Regions from separate parts of the Mus musculus genome. Here region 1 is linked to region 2. The links are chromatin loops, found by intact Hi-C in ENCODE. Cell type or tissue: left cerebral cortex. All regions are shown on one strand.

Region 1 (8,000 bases), 83 kb before region 2:
AGATAACAGCACCAGCCAACATGTAGCAGGCCTTCATGAGACTGCTTGAGCCAGAACTGCCCAAGGGTTACCCCTGAATTCATGACCTTGACTTTAAGATATATAAAATGATTTTTGTTATTTTTATGCCATTAAGTTGGGGACAATTTATTACTCTCCAATAAATATTATATTAACTTAATCATTATAATAGCTGTACAAAATATATTTTCTTAAGTGCTAAAGGTGAAGCAGTTTTTTAATTACTAAAGTGACATAGCTAAGGGAGAGAATTCTTGCCAAGGAAATTCCACCCAGAGCCTACCTTCTTAGTGGTCATAGATAATGTTTCTGTTGCAAGTGGTTTTCAGGTGGAGGTAGAAGAAGTTTCCACTATGTGGGAAGCCCATTACAGGGCTCCCCAAATTTAGTTAATCCTTAGAAATTCCTTGTTAAAGATTAATTATCTCTAGTACATTTCCTAAATAAGTTTGTCTTGCTGGGTCTAGAATGTGGCCTTTGGGTGATTCATAATTCAGAATGTTAAAAGGTATTAGACCAGGTAATAATAGCTCTAGTTTTTGAGCTTCTGTTCTGTGGTTTGACATATGTTTCAATACCTACTGATCTTTTTGGAACGCTTCATTCACAACCATGATGACCTCATATGTCTGAGCAGAGGAAATTAGATAATATTGTAGTAACCAAGGATCTCATGGTGTAACCCCCCAGAGATTCATTTCCCTTTCTTATCTCAATCAGATACCGGCTGAGCTGTCTTCCTGTATCTGAAGAGCATCATCTGGAACACACAGCTGTCATAGTCACTGCTGCAAATCAAGGGAAAAAAGGGAACACACTTGTTCATTAGGGCCACACCTACAGGAAGCGTCTTCCTTGCCCACCTGCATTAACTGGCCAGGTTCAGTCTCAGGATATAGCTGCAAGGGAAGCAACAAAATATGGCTCATCATATAGCTGCAAAGGAAGCTACAAAATACAGAGAGCAAATACATACAAATACAAGGAACCACTGAAATGTCTGCCATATACGTTATTTGATTATAATGATTACTTATTTACTCATTCACTTGCTTACTGTTGTGCCAAAGACTGAATCCAGAGCTGTGAGCCTATGAGGCAGATTCTGTGTCACTGAAGTACATCTTGCTCCCATTGCTCATCTTGATTCCTTAGCTAGATGAAAATTATTTAAGGTCAAGGACATCCTTTAATTTGTTCCCTGTGGGCCTGACACTTAGTCTTTGCTAAATAAATTCCTCTAGTGCTGTCATCACCCTAAGGAAGTGGACTGAGGTATGGTGACAGTCTGCCAGAGTTAGGCACACCTTGGTTCTAACAGATGAGCCTCAGTTACTTTGTGTGCAGAACAGGAACACCAGTGGGTGCCTTTAAAGGAAGAGAGAAACATACATCACCACAGCCACAGAACAGAAGCTCAGAAGCTATTATTACCTGGTCTAATATCTTTTGACATTCTGAATTCTGAAGAGAAGGCAGATGTTACAAATGTGAACACTATGAGAATCTACTTAACCAAGGGTGTGAGAAGGATGAGCTTCCGGGGCCCCATGAGACCCTTGAAAGGATATGCAAATATTCCATGTAGGCATGAATGCATAGGGACTTCCTACTCATTTTTTCTAATTTGTTTATAAAGACACACATATGAAGTCCTCATTGTGAGATGTTTAGCCATTAAAGATTACAAGAGCTAACATGAATTGAGGACTTCCTGTATTCCAGGTAGGGCTTGGAGTATGTGGGGGATTCCATAGTTCATTTCACTCTCCTGGGAACCGCATGGAGTGCTTCTATTTTCATCTGTTTTATAGCTGAGGATCCTGGCTCAGAGAGGTTACGTTGCCAAAGGTCCCACCACCCATTAAGAGCTGAGCTGTTCTTTACTCCGCCCCAGGCTGCAGTTGGAGTGACTGCAGAGCCCAAACCCACTGACACCAAAGTCACAGTCACTTGGGGTTCTGTTAGAAATGCAGACTCTTGCTTCCCAAACCCCTAGACTTGATGAGGCAGACCTGTGCTCAGGGTGTGAGTGTGTGTGTGTGTGTGTGTGTGTGTGTTTGTGTGTGTGCCAGTGGATACACAAGTATGTCTGCTTAAGTGTGGAGGCCAAAAGCTAGCCTTGGGTGCTGTTCTTCAGGTACCATTTACCTTTTTGTCCCCCTTGAGATGGGGTCTTTCACTGGCTTGAGATTCCCTTAGCTTAGCTGGTTGGCCAATAAGAATTAGGGGCCACCCACCTTTGTTTCCCCAGTGCTAGAACTACAAGCATGCCCAGTTTAAATCAAGACAAAAGAAAACCGTGTCCTGGGATTGAACTGAGTGCAAGCACTTTTACAGAAGGAACTTTCTCTCCTGCCCAGAATTCTGTTTTATAATGAGCTCCCCAGGTGTTTTCCAACACTGTAAAAATTGTAGAAGCCTACATTCTGCCATTGAGTAGCTCCTCTGTCCTACCAGCCAATCCTCCTGGCTCTTAGTGTAGGCCTGTATCCTACTAAATAGACAAATGAACACTGTTGCCTACTGCCAGTTTTTGTCGAAAGCATAAAAAGGAAAATACCCACTCCAAAATATTTTAGAATATGTTTTCTTTGCCCTCTTGGAGTTCTTTGCATCTTCAGCTATCCTCAGACTGGACAGCTCAGTCATCAGAACAGATGATTGATCCAAACTGAACCAAAGCCCCCACTCCGTGAATGTGAAGGAAAAAACGTAGGGGTGCTATTTCGTTGCCAAACCTGTGCATCTCAAACTCCTGTGCTACAAACAAGTTGAGACCTGGACTCTCTAGGCCCTGTGCTTCAGCTGTTCCTGCTTTGCCCCAACCCCCTCTGTATGTTCCCTCTGATATCCAGATGGCAGCAGACACAGCGGCAAAGGTCGCTCCAGGCAGCAGCTCCTGGGCAGCAGCTCCCAAGCCAGCTGCATATTTGATTAACAAGAAAGCTGGCCAGATGCATCCTATCACAGAGGCAGTGATAGGATGCCAGCCTGTTTCATCTCTTCTCAGCCAGAAGAAAAAAAATTCATGTTATCCTGATGCCCGGTAAATGAGGCTATAATGACAGCCATGGCGACTGAGCATGGGCTATGGGTCAGGTATCTTGTGTTGTAAAACCCTTTGGTAGAGATAGTGTTTGTTCCCTAATCTACACATAAGTACTCTGAGGCCTAGATTGGCAGAATAACATATCCAAGGGGACAGGGATGAGGAGTAGAAATGACAGGATCAGATGGGTCTATAGGCTCTCTCTATGTATTCAGCTAATCATTGTACTAGTTAGTGTAAATCAGGATGATAAAGTTGAACTTGGGCCAAGGCTGGCCAGCAAAGGCCCTTCATGCCTTCTGAGCCTGCTGAAAATCCAAAGTCTGCTAATGGTCCACAAGCACTTATTGAGCAGACAATACCTTGTGGTATTTTTTTCTGTCATCAATTTTTTTTTTTTACTAATATAGAGTTTTAAATATATTGCACTAAAAATCCTGGGGGAGATGGCTTGGTTAGTATACTGTGTGGCACATAAGCAAGAGAACACTTGAAAGCCAGGTACAGCTTTGTATTTATAACCTCAAGTCTGGGGAAGGGGACGGGGATAGACAAACCTCTGGAGCTCATTATCTCGGGAAGGGGACAGGGATAGGCGCTCATTGGTCAGCCAGTTTACCCCAACCAAAGAGCCCTAGGTTTAGAGAGAGACCCTGTCTCAAAAATAACATGGAGACCAATCAAAGAGGACACCAACTCAGATCTTAAGTCTCTATATGCACATACATATATACACACTTGCATGTGCACACGCTCACAAGAACACATATTTATACCACATGCACATGCATACATGCATCTATTATATAATTGGAATAATAATTATTCTGGTTACTGAATTTTCTGGCGCTCCCCTAAATCTGGGTTCAAGACAAGTATCTCACTTGACCTGCTGAACCGTACAAGGTAGACACACAGGAAGTAAACTACCGGACATGTTTAGATGGGGACACTGAGACTTGAAAGGTATATCAGGAAATATACCCAAGCTCACGGTGCAGGTATCTGAAGCTGGATTCAGTCCCAAGCCTCTCAGACCCCACAGCAACTTTTCTTTTCTCCCCACCCCCCTCAAGCTTCCTTAGGGCCTTTCTCCACCCAGACTCACTGGATCCCATACCCTAAAGGAAGACTGCAGCCCAAGGTCAAGAGCTTTGACTGCCCCAGACACCCCCTGGCAGTTTCCTGGATTTAGCCTATGTGGCAGAACCTGTGGTTCACAGAGCGTGGTGACTGTTCTCTGGCCTGCAGCAGCCAGGGGATGAGAAGGAGAGGCTGTCTCAACATACAGAACTCTGAGGCCCTGAGGGAGGAGCTGTTCCGCCTTCCCTGAGGTTGGACTGAAGGTGCCTAGGTAACCCCTCTATTTCCTTCTCCCTCTCCCAGCCCCCAGCAGCAGCAGCTTGTGGGAGAATACAAGCCTCAGTTCTTTGTCTCTTCTGTCGTGGGTTTCCCAGCTATCCTCTGCAAAGCCACATAATTTGTGGGATGGTAGCAGTGTAGACATTCTTTCAGGGAGCTGATTTGTTTTGCTTCTGTTTAGGGCCTCAGCTGGGTGTTTAATGTTGCCTAGGAAACCATGGATCTTGGGGAGACTGGAAAAAGGCCCAGTTTCTTCCCCATCCCTTACTAGCATACTATGTCTTAGCTCTAGCTGAGGGTCAGAGGGGTCCAGAGCTCTCTGCAGGGTCCACTTTCATTCAATGTCAGGAGCTTGGGATATATTAAAACAACAACACTTTGCTAGCCCACTGGAAAAGGCTCAAACATAGGACCTGGTAGCCACATTTGTCCAAAATATAAGCCATTCCCCTCATTATCAGGATGATTAATAGCCATCATTTCATCTGAGAGCCCTAGGTCACTTTCAGGAATCTTTGTCACCATCTCTCAAGGTAATGCCACCTCAGCTCCAAAGATTGGCATTACATGTCTTTAGAGGTCCAGGATTTGGCCTCTATCTGGAAAACATGTTCAAGCCAGGAAGCCTTTCAAAGAGATATAGTGAAGCTTCCGATTGATTTCGGACCTTGAAACACAAAGTCTGAAGGATGTGTTGGCTCTGTCACTGTGAATGCTCAGCCCAGGAGGGCCGGCCTGAATGTTTAAGGAAGCAGAAGAAATAACATTGAGGTGATATTTCATTTGGCTGTGTACAGTCATCTATGGACACATAACAGGTTGCCTCAGAACTTAATGACTCAAAAGGAACATATTTATTATCTCATGGTGTACTGGCTGGTTTTGTGTGTCAACTTGATACAAGCTGGAGTTATCACAGAGAAAGGAGCTTCAGTTGAGGGAATGCCTCCATGAGATCCAGCTGTAAGGCATTTTCTCAATTAGTGATTAAGTGGGGAGGGCCCCTTGTGGGTGGTGCCATCTCTGGGCTGGTAGCCTTGGGTTCTATAAGAGAGCAGTCTGAGCAATCCAGGGGAAGCAAGCCAGTAAGTAATGTCCCTCCATGGCCTCAGCATCTATAAGAGAGCAGGCTGAGCAAGCCAGGGGAAGCAAGCCAGTAAAGAACATCCCTCCATGGCCTCTGCATCAGCTCCTGCTTCCTGACCTGCTTGAGTTCCAATCCTGACTTCCTTTGGTGATGAACAGCAGTATGGAAGTGTAAGCTGAATAAACCCTTTCCTCCCCAACTTGATTCTTGGTCGTGATGTTTTGTGCAGGAATAGAAACCCTGACTAAGCCACATGGTAATTGTCAATCAGGAATCCAGATAGTTCAATCAGGACTTCTGTCTCAGGTCTCTCAAAGGCTAAAATCAAGGTGGCAGCCACATCTGAAGACTTTTGGGGAATATTTTCATTCATGTGACACTTAGATTCCATTTCCAACAGTCGTTTACAGGTTACCCACAACTCCTTGCCAGACAGCTCTGTCCTTCAGATATATATAATGCAAGAAGAGAGACAGATAGAGACAGAGAGACACACAGAGAGATAGAGACAGACAGAGAGAGAGAACCAACTAGTCAGAGGGCATTGCCCTTTGACCCAATCATGAAGTGATACCCCATGACTTTTTCTATATTCTACTGATTAGGAGCGAGTCATGAGTCCATCCTACATCCAAAGAGAAGGGCATGCACAGTGCCATGGATATTAGGATCTGGGAAGCACTGGGGTCATGTCAGAATCTACTCCCTGTAGCCTGTTTGGACTGAGGAGACCCCATCTAAAACTGTGCCTCAATCTTTTGGAGATGGCCAAATACTTGCTGGGAATTCTTTATCCTTGGTGGCCCTGCTAGACAGTTCACGACCGTGGCCATAATGGGTTGGAGCATGGTGGGGTGACTGAAGGAAAAGAAATCAGATGGAATGCTCAGAGAAAGACCCAGGTTAATGACTTATTTTAAAAAATGGTCAAGGCATTAATAGGCATATGAAAGTCCACACAACAGGCACATACCCTGTCTTCATGGGGCACGATAGAAAGGAGTATTGCTCTGCACAGAGCAAAAGCAATAGGCAATGGCTAGGAAGACCAGGAGCTAGGAAGGTCAGAAGTCACCATAGTAAAACATTCATCTTAAGGAAGTGAGAAGAGGGAGAAGGTGGCTCCTCTTCAGTGTGGGAGGAGTAGAGGAAGAAGTAAGGCATAGCTGTGGGAAGCCTGGGCGTAAGAGGAAGCGAGCACTTGCTCTACTCGGAATCAGCTTAGCATCCTATAAAGGCAAGCTACTGTAGAGCTAAGAAGAGCTCAGAGTGACCTAACTTGAATCTCATGACCACTACTGAAGCAAGGGCATGGACCAGCCACCTCTGTGTTCCCTACTAGACTAGAGGAGGAGGGTCAGGGAGCCAGGATCAGCTTCATTTAGATCAGTGTAAATGACCAGTGGTAGTGGTACCTTCTATCCGTAGGTTATTCTGTCACAGGACATTTATTCTTGATAGCGGTACCTTCTAACCATGGGATACTTGTTCTCCTAAATGGCCTTTCTGCTTGGTGCACATGTAGGCAATATTCCCTTTGTCTTTTTGTTCTCCCCTCCCCATTCTTTTGGCAATGGTAGGAATTGAACCTAGGTTCTCGAGGGGGTTAGACAAGCACTGTACCACAGAGCTATAGCCCTAAGTGATCTTCTGAGCACACAGAGCACATTCTATCCCCTGGGCCAGTTGCTTGACTATAAACAAGATGCATATCTCCATTTCTATCTTATTTAACCCTGCATAAAGCTACATTTCCAAAAGTTTTCAAATTGACATTTTTCCTTACAATTGATCGTCATCATCATCATCATTATTATTATTATTATTATTATTCAGAATGCAATGGAAGAAGGAGACTGAGTAGCCTTTGACTTCAGCTGAGGCTTTATGGCAGAATACAGAAGATTTCTGGAGTCCCTAATGATTTGTTTGACTTGGTTTGTAACTCCAAATCTCCATCCAAGTTCCCAGAGCAGTGGTCAAATCAACCTTTGAAAGTCTCTCTGTCCGGTGACACATTCAGCAACATCATGTGCTTACCTGGAAATTGGCCCTGGTGGGAGTATTTACACTTCAGAACTTGGCAAATACCACAGTTCACAGCCTCCCCACGCCTGGAGCTCCTGGTTAAACATTTACCTGCCTCCAAGGAGAAGCCTTCTGAAACTGCCTTATTAAATATTATTTTCTTGTCCTTTAAAATTTGCGGCATCTCTGGGTTATTTAGTTTCTCTGCCTGCCTCTCCCACACCGCTACATTTAACATTTTCCCTCCTCAACGAGACTAACAACTCTGCGAACTGGCTGCTATGAATCCCAAAGCCCAGGACAATCCATGTAAGAAAATCTCGGAATTCTACAGTGAATTTCTGTCTTCCCGAAGTTTACAAAAATCCTTTTATTATACCCCAGTTTAGCTCTGGTTAGGATTCATCTTCTATAGCTATGCCTCCGCTCTGGTGTTTCAAGAATGATACA
Region 2 (8,000 bases):
GTGGCTGGGCCTCTACTCAGTTACAGGCGTGTGAAGAAGTGACCCAGGTTCTTGCATGAAAAAGTAATCCTGCTTTTTGACTCATGACTGACTGCAGCATGAGTCCTTGAGTTTCCGGCCTGTTGGCATACATCAAAGATTTGGACCTAGTATGAGTCAATTTCATGATGTGAATGAATGAATGAATGAATGAATGAATCTCTTACTGCTGGTTCCTTGTATAACTGACTATATGCTCAACTTCATTCACTTCATCTGCAAAGACCTTTATTCACAAATAAGGTCACATGATATTTACAGATCCTAGGTGGGCACGGCTTTCAGACCAGCACAGACATGGTAAATACCAGAGTGTTGATGTTCAAAGCCTGTTGCCTAGATCGTACAGTGGTGTCTCCTGGGAGTCTGGCAGAGATGCAGCCTCTCCAACCCCCTTCTGGACTTGCTGAATCAGAACCTTCGTTTTAACAGATCCAGACAATTTATGTATGCATTACAGTTTGCGAAGCACTGGGCTGGATAATCATGTTTCCAAGAAGTGATGGTGTTTATAATGAAAGGCCTGGAGTCCAGACACTGTGAAAATCGGATGACTTGAAAGGAACAGGTCAAGGAAGAACAAATTAAGAAGACAAGTAGAGAGAGTGGGAGCATTCAGTGTAAGTCGTAGCTTACTAGTCAACTGACATGCATCGTACCAGTAGTGGAGACCTCATGTGGATTTGACAACAGAATAAAGTGGGTTCTAAACAACTGGCTTCTGGCTACAAGGAAAATCCCCTGGGACAGAGAAGAAAAATTTCATCAGCACCGTCTGGAGTCTACATGGCTTTCCCCAATCTTGTCTCATCAAAGGCACTGCAGTGCTGATGTCACTGCCGGGTGACAGTGTGGCACTCGAATGGCCAGGTCTTGCTCAAGGCTCTCCCTGTAACTCATGTTGACATGAAGAAATGTTTCATTTTCAGATCCATACGTATGAATTTTTAATGAACGGTGTCAAAGAAATCAAATATTTTCCCCTCTATTCCACTTGGCAGAATCAGATTTTGACCCTCTGCCAAACAACCATAAATCATGTTCAGCAGAGAAAGGGGCAGGACCCAGGGGCGCCGCGTGTGGATTAGCCAGTTAATTTCCTGCTGTCAGACCTTCACCTGAGCTGTTGCAGGATGCAGAGGGGAGCAGGGGAAGAGGAGATGGGAACAAAGGAGAGGAGAAGAAAGGGAGGAAGGGGGAGCGAGGAAAACACACTTTGAGGACCACAAACAGGAGGTGTCCAATGGCTGCTGGCTCAGTCAGAAGTTAGAAAGACAACAACAACAACAACAACAACAACAACAACAACAACAACAAAAACAAACCAGAGGCAATTATCATTTCTTCCCGGAAGATGGAGAAGCCAGCTCAATCACCAGAGTTCTAGGACCGTTAGGCCACCCCCTCCTTTAGTTGAGGTGATGTTGGTCATTATTGTCAACATCTTTATCAATGGGAGTGATTTAGAATTTAGGTGTGTCTCTGAGTGTGCTTCCAGACAGGAAACAGGAGGGAAGACCCACCTCAGGTGTGGGGGCACCATGGTTGGTGTCCCAGACTGAATAAAGAGGAGGAAGTGAACTGAGAACCAGCAGCCATCTCTCTTGGCTTCCTCCATTGGTCACCTCTCTCCTGCCTTCCCCCATTCCTGGTCGTGACCGTGACTGACTGGTACCAAATCAATTCCTGACTCCCTAAGTTGCTTCTGTCAGGTAATGGGTCCAAACAAAAAGAAAAGTAACAATATGTTGCATGTGTGTGTTATAAAGCTATAAACCAAGAACTTCCTGCTTCAGGAGCACTCGGCTCTTAAGTTCCGTGAAAAGCAGCAGCGTCCTAATAAATTAAACTGCAATCAACCTCAGAGGGAAGCATGGAGTGTTAAAAACAGATACCATGTCTGACCTTGCAACATGGGAAGGGTATTTTAAGCAGTAACACCCTATGTTGGCAAAGACACAATATAGAAGAGGTGAAGCAGTCTATTCAATCGCTTGTAGGGGCTGTAAACAGTTCTACTTCAGCTTAGTAATAAAAATGCAATGAGCCCTTAAGTGTGTTTGGGGCTGATATAAACTCTAGGAACAACTGACCTAAAGAAGTAATCCAAACTAGGAAAATTTAAAAAGCTTGTTATGGGGGCTAGCAAGGCAGCTCAGTGGGTAAACCACTTGCTGGGGATGTGTGCAGCACCCACATACATGCCAGGTGACTGTGGCAGACTGCATGCAGAGGTAGGCAGAAACGGCATTCCCAGAACAAGCTGGACAGCTAGATTAGCTGAATCAGAGACCTCTAGATTCAAGTCAGAGATCCTGCCTCACCATGGTGGAAAGAAACTGAGGCACCATTGTGAACCACACATTCCTGCACCCACACACAGGAAACACACACACACACACATACATACACACACACACACACACACACACACACACACATACATGAGGCACACCAAATATATATATATATATATATATATATATATATATATATATATATATATATATATATATGAAGAGAAATTGCTATGAATATGTGAATCACAGCTTATTGGCAAAACCCAAGCGCCACTAGCAGTCATGTGAATAAACGAAAATAAGATGGAGCCATCTGAAAGAACATCACATAGCCATTAAGGACGCCAAGCACGAGTTTTCAGGATGGAGATATTTACTGAAGAGGGAGAAAATAGGATGCAAAGCAATGAATATCCTAATTGGAAGGACCAAGAGACTCCATTACCTTAGCACAGAAAAAAGGTAGAAGGAAGAATGCCAATTGCTGTAATGCTTATTTCTGCAAGCGGGAAACACGGGTTTATTTCCCCCTTCTATATTCTTGAAACATCCTGTAATCAGAGTATTTACTTCCATAATGGAAGCAAGACTTATTGTGTTTCTGAAAAGCAAATCAGTTGCATAAGATTTTAAAAAGATGTCCTTTTCCACAAACAATAAAAATTGAACCCTGGCTAATTCCAGGTGAAACACATTTGTAACACTGGATTTTCTAACATTACATCCAGATCTGGGACATTGGGGAACCTAGCTGCTTCCTTACAAAGCACCTAGCTCTGTTCTAAATGCTTTGCTTAAGAAATTAAAGGAGTCAGCCCGTCAGCTTTTAACCACTCGATTCTAGGAAGAGTCTCACACAGTCACTTCTCCTGCAGAACTCCATTACTTGGAAGGAAACTGCTGTACAGTGCAGAGAACAGTGGATGAATAGTTAGGGACCAGACTGGATGCTACTCCTTGCCAGTGGTCAGCCTCAACATCAGCATCTTGTTTCCCCCGCAAGTCAGTGCACTTGAAATCTATCATCTCTAGATTGTTTTTTCCATTCAAGCAAAAATTTTTTGAAGCAGGCCATCTGTTTCTGGAAATGAGGAGCAATTTAAGGACAGATGTAAGGTGCAGGGACAGGGGAACAATTTCATCTGAGTAATGAGTTTATTGATGTGCTTGCTTTCCAAGTGGCTGACTCATTCAAGTTTAAATAAAGTGACTCTTGAGTGGGTCTAACCACGTTGCAACAGCAGGAAGAAGGGGAGGGGGAGAAGAGGAGGAGCAAGAGGAGGAGGTCACTCTTGATGGACAGTTGCCCTAAGGCCTATGTGTTCATGTAAGGCATCTCCACAATTTTAATCTTTTCTGAAAGCTGAGCTGAGAAGCTCCAAGATGGATAGTTGCTGATATTCATAGACTCAGTCACACTGTCAGTTCTTAAGTAACCCAAAGTCTCACTAGGGGAAGTGGCAGAAGCAATGTCTTTACCCAGTCCTATCACTGATGTCTCTCTTCTCCCAGAAGCTCTTGGTGTCTATTTCTGTAAGCCAGTGAAGCAAGACCAGGGCAAGGGCACGGAGGTGAGCAGCCACTGCTGACCCAACAAACAGAAATTTCTGTGGTGTGGAGTCCACATGTCTTGTCCAGTACTCCAAGCCTTCCCCTCTTAGCTGTCGGTCATCTTAATATACTGCACTTATACTGCAAACACCATCCCTTGCCAACCCAGCCACCAAGTATCAAGCATTTCTGAACAAATGCTGTGGATTCAGTTCTCTCCTTCTCCCTTATTCGGATCCTGGGGATTGAGCTGAAGTTGGCAGGCTGCAGAGCAAGCGCTTTTGCTTGCTGAACTAGCTCCTCTTATCTATCTTTCATTTTCTTTTCTAAAGGAAAAAAAAAACCCTACTTGAAGCCCAATCCCCATCGCTGTACACACACCACTCTTTAGGAAGCCACCATCAGTGCATGAGGAAGTGGTCAAGTGGGCACGTCAGTACATGGATAGGAAAGGAAGAAACTGGACGGAAATGAGACTTAAAAGGTGCCCACCTACAACTTGGTATCTCGGATCCGCATCTCCCCAAACCCACTTATCCACACTGTGTATGTTACTTACCCTGCCACACATCATAGGTAGGGAAGTCAGGGCAAGCACTTTGATATGGATCCCAGAAACGAATCCCCACCCCGCAGGGATATGAGCTGCTCTTGTGCTGGCGATCAGGAGGCTGGGTCAGCTGAGCAGTCGGAATGACAAAGAAGGGGGGGATGTTTAATTGAGGGAAGGGAATAGATTATTTTCATGCTCCATCTCCATCCACGCAATCCATCTACCAATTACAAGCAAGTTCTTATCCAGACATTAAAGCAGGCAACTGCCCGTGCTGGCATCCAACCAAAACTGCTTATCTTGAGGCTTCCATCATCCCAGACCCCTTTCCTGATCCCAGATCACTGGCTTCCTGCCTAATGCAGCTGCACTGCTTTTTCTGCCCCTGGATTTAGCTCCTGGAATTTTCCCCTGATACCAAACACCCTTGCAGACAGACACACAAAGCCAGGCAGTGAGCTGGTCTTTGTTTCATCTGTCTGAGGAGGAAGAAGCTGTTTGGCCTCTCAAGTCTGTCTATATCTGTCCTGCTAAATATCACAACCGCTGAGGCTGGTGGATAGGATCCAGTTCTAAGGACAAGGCTGTCTCAGAATTTGAAATATTCCAGGAAGGAAGACTTGTGAGAAGGGGCTGGGGAACTGCTGCAAAACTCACCAATGCATTCTTAACACCGAGACTCCATGCCAACCTGAATTTCCATTGCAAATCAAGCATTCACCGGGCCCCACCATTAGTTAAGCTCAGCGCCCTGGCTAATTAAGTCAGTCTCCGGTGGGGAAGGATAGATTTAAGGGCCATCATCAGCTCCTGTCTGAGATGCTCACAGCTGAGACTTCATTCTTCATGCAATGCGGAGCAAATCAAAGCTAATGCCAGAGCATGGCCACAGCTGACTGGGCCTCTCTCAGTGATGTGCACCCAAGCCCCAAGATGTCACCGGCTCACATGTCATTTGTCTGCATTAACATTCTGTCTGGGTTCTTGCTTCACACTCAACAAGTCTACTGCAAGCTGTAAATAAGGAGACGAAGGACAGGGACATATGCCAAGAAAGCTCACACATGGCTCACAGGGCGACAAAACCCATATTAATAATGTGATCTGAAGAGACTCGAGGAACGCTGGGGCTGCTGTCACTTCTCCTTAGATGAAGAATCCCACCAGTGGGGGTGATTGATATTCTAATTCTTCAAACTGCATCTTTCTAAAAATGTAGATTAAACTTTCCCAAATAGCTTGGATGCTCTCTCAACTCTCCTCCAGCGTCCTGTCCCTCCCCATGGGGATTAAAAATATCATGCCAGGATTTATATTTGGTTCAAATTTGCTTAGCACACCAAGGCTAAATACAGCTTATGCACCACTCATGCTTCCAAAATCACTTACTTGGAAACGTATGAAACAGTAATGGAATGATTTATAGTTTTCTCTTAGCTCTTTCATTGCTGATTTACGGAGATCTCTCCAGGGGTGATTATTTTTGGATATTTCAAAATCTGTAGACTGCCGAACTCTTGATAGATGTTAATGTATTTCCAGAGAGCCTATGTTAACTGACACGTTTCATTCATTTAAACATTTAATGAGCACCTATGATGCATTACATATAGTGGGTTATACAAAGCTGGTTGGAGTATAGGCTTGTGTCCTCGGATAACCTACACTTGCCCCTGTTACTCTACTTAGGGGCTGCATTGCCACAGTGACTATACTTACTGGCAAAACAAAATTTCCCCGGTGTGAAGCCCTGGATGGACACATCTTCTATGGTATCCACCTTACCTCTTCAACTAGAGGAGCTGGTTAAGTCCTGGCATGAAAATGGAGTTGTTCCTTGGAACTGTCAAACTGCATCCATCCGTCCATCCATCCATCCATCCATCCATCTATCCACCCACTAATATATTTATGTATCATCATTTGTCATCCATCTATTCATCCATCCATCATCTGTCATCTATCCATCCATAAATCCATCATCTGCCATCCATCAATCCGTCCATTCAACTAGCCTTTGCTTCACAGGAATCTTGGGAGAGCACACCCAGTATATCATACTCCAACAGCTCTTGGAAAATGCCAAATAGTTTCCTTCTCTCTCCTAGTAGAGGAAGAAATCAGAGATGGATGGGCATTCTAGAGATCCAGGATCTGGCTTCCAGCTTAGGTTCCCAGTACATAATTGCATGGCATTCAAAGGTCACTAATGCACTTTCAACTCTAATCCTCCCAACCAACACAGGAAGTAAGCTATGGCTACAAAGGCAATCACTGTTACTGTATTCAGAGTCCCTGTCCCCACTCTCTGTAGATGTGTTCACCTTTGTGAGGGTGCGTCAGGTGTCTTTCTCTATTGCTGCCCACCTTATTAATTTCCGAGGCATGGTCTCACTATTTTGGCAAGGCTGGCTAGTACCAGGTTCAGGGGATGCCCCTATCTCCGCTCCCCCTGCGCTGGAGTGCAGAAGCCATGCCTGGTGTCTTTCCCATGGTGGCTGGGGGTCCAAAATCAGGTCCTCGTGCTTGCACAACAAGCGCTTTGCCTTCTGAGCCATCTCCCAGGCCCATCAAAGACGCTTTCCTCTGCCAGGCAAGTTCCTAGCTTGAACAAGGAGCTAATAAAAACATTTAGAAGGAAAAAAATGACCTCTGAGAAAGAATTACTTTTTTTTGTTGCTGCTGCAGCAAGGCTAACATGGACTAAGGGGAGAGAGCAAGCACTGCTGCGTGGAATAATTAAATCTTTCAGGGAGGGCCTGGCTCAACTGCCATGCTAAATGGGAAGCTGGAGTCTCTTGGGCCTTATCTACACTGGCTGGGAGATCACACTGGCTTTCTGGGAGCTTCGATCTTCTGGTTACAGTGGCAAAGGCCCTCAAGGCTGGCCTGTGTGGATCGCAGAAAAGTCCAAGAACAAACAGTTGGTGGCTTGCAGTACTGCCCACAAATGGCCTGCTGGAATTCCAACATCTCCACGTTCCTGGAATGCCCATGCAAGCACAGGCTCAGTTTTATTCCGTGTTTCGGGCTCAATGCAGGGGCGGGGGTAGGGGGGAGGGACTGCTTTCATTGCTGTCAGAGCACTGCTTATCTGCCTCACGCACAGCCAGTGGGGATTTAGAAATTTTCTGCTACTGTCTTATCAGCTCTGGGTAATGAACAGGGTCTGGGATGGAGCCTTTTGGGGGGTGGGGCACTGTTGAGAAGATGCAGAAGCCAGCATTGGGCATCTGTGGGCAGACTCAGGCTTGGGACAGAGGGATGAGACAGGATCACGTCTGCCTGCTGTCCTGTGGATGGACTGTCTTTTCCTTGGGACTGTCACCACACTACCCACACCATCTCTAACTCCACGCCGCCTCATCCTCCTCATTTCTAGTCTAAGCGAGGCTTCTACCTTTCCTTTAACTTTTTCATTTCAAGAAAACCACAGCAAGAAAGACTTTCTTCCAGTCATGCATTCCAAAGCACTCCCACCGAGCAGGCATCTGCAGCAGCCTTGCTGAATGACAGGGAAAACATCCATGTTCAGAACAAAAGCTATGCCCTCGTGA

Evidence for each region. Peaks named below come from ENCODE experiments on the same cell type or tissue, not always from the same donor. Only the 100,000 strongest peaks of a DNase experiment are listed, where the experiment ranks them.
Region 1: it touches region 2 in a loop (2.4-fold over the local background); 2 of 42 quality-filtered maps call a loop at or near these places.

The regions. Positions count from the first base shown.
Region 1 is chr2:101,915,805-101,923,804 of GRCm38, forward strand. No RefSeq gene overlaps it. Among named protein-coding and RNA genes, the nearest start is that of Commd9, 34 kb to the left of the region's middle. In left cerebral cortex, no CTCF peak of the experiment used is centred here; DNase peaks (open chromatin) are centred at 2,952 and 4,525.
Region 2 is chr2:101,998,316-102,006,315 of GRCm38, forward strand. All of the region lies in intron 4 of Ldlrad3 (low density lipoprotein receptor class A domain containing 3), which reads right to left. The region is part of intron 1 of Gm39888 (a long non-coding RNA gene); the gene reads left to right. Among named protein-coding and RNA genes, the nearest start is that of Gm39888, 10 kb to the left of the region's middle. In left cerebral cortex, no CTCF peak of the experiment used is centred here; DNase peaks (open chromatin) are centred at 3,541, 4,099, 4,478, 5,083 and 4 more places; H3K27ac peaks cover 3,928 bases.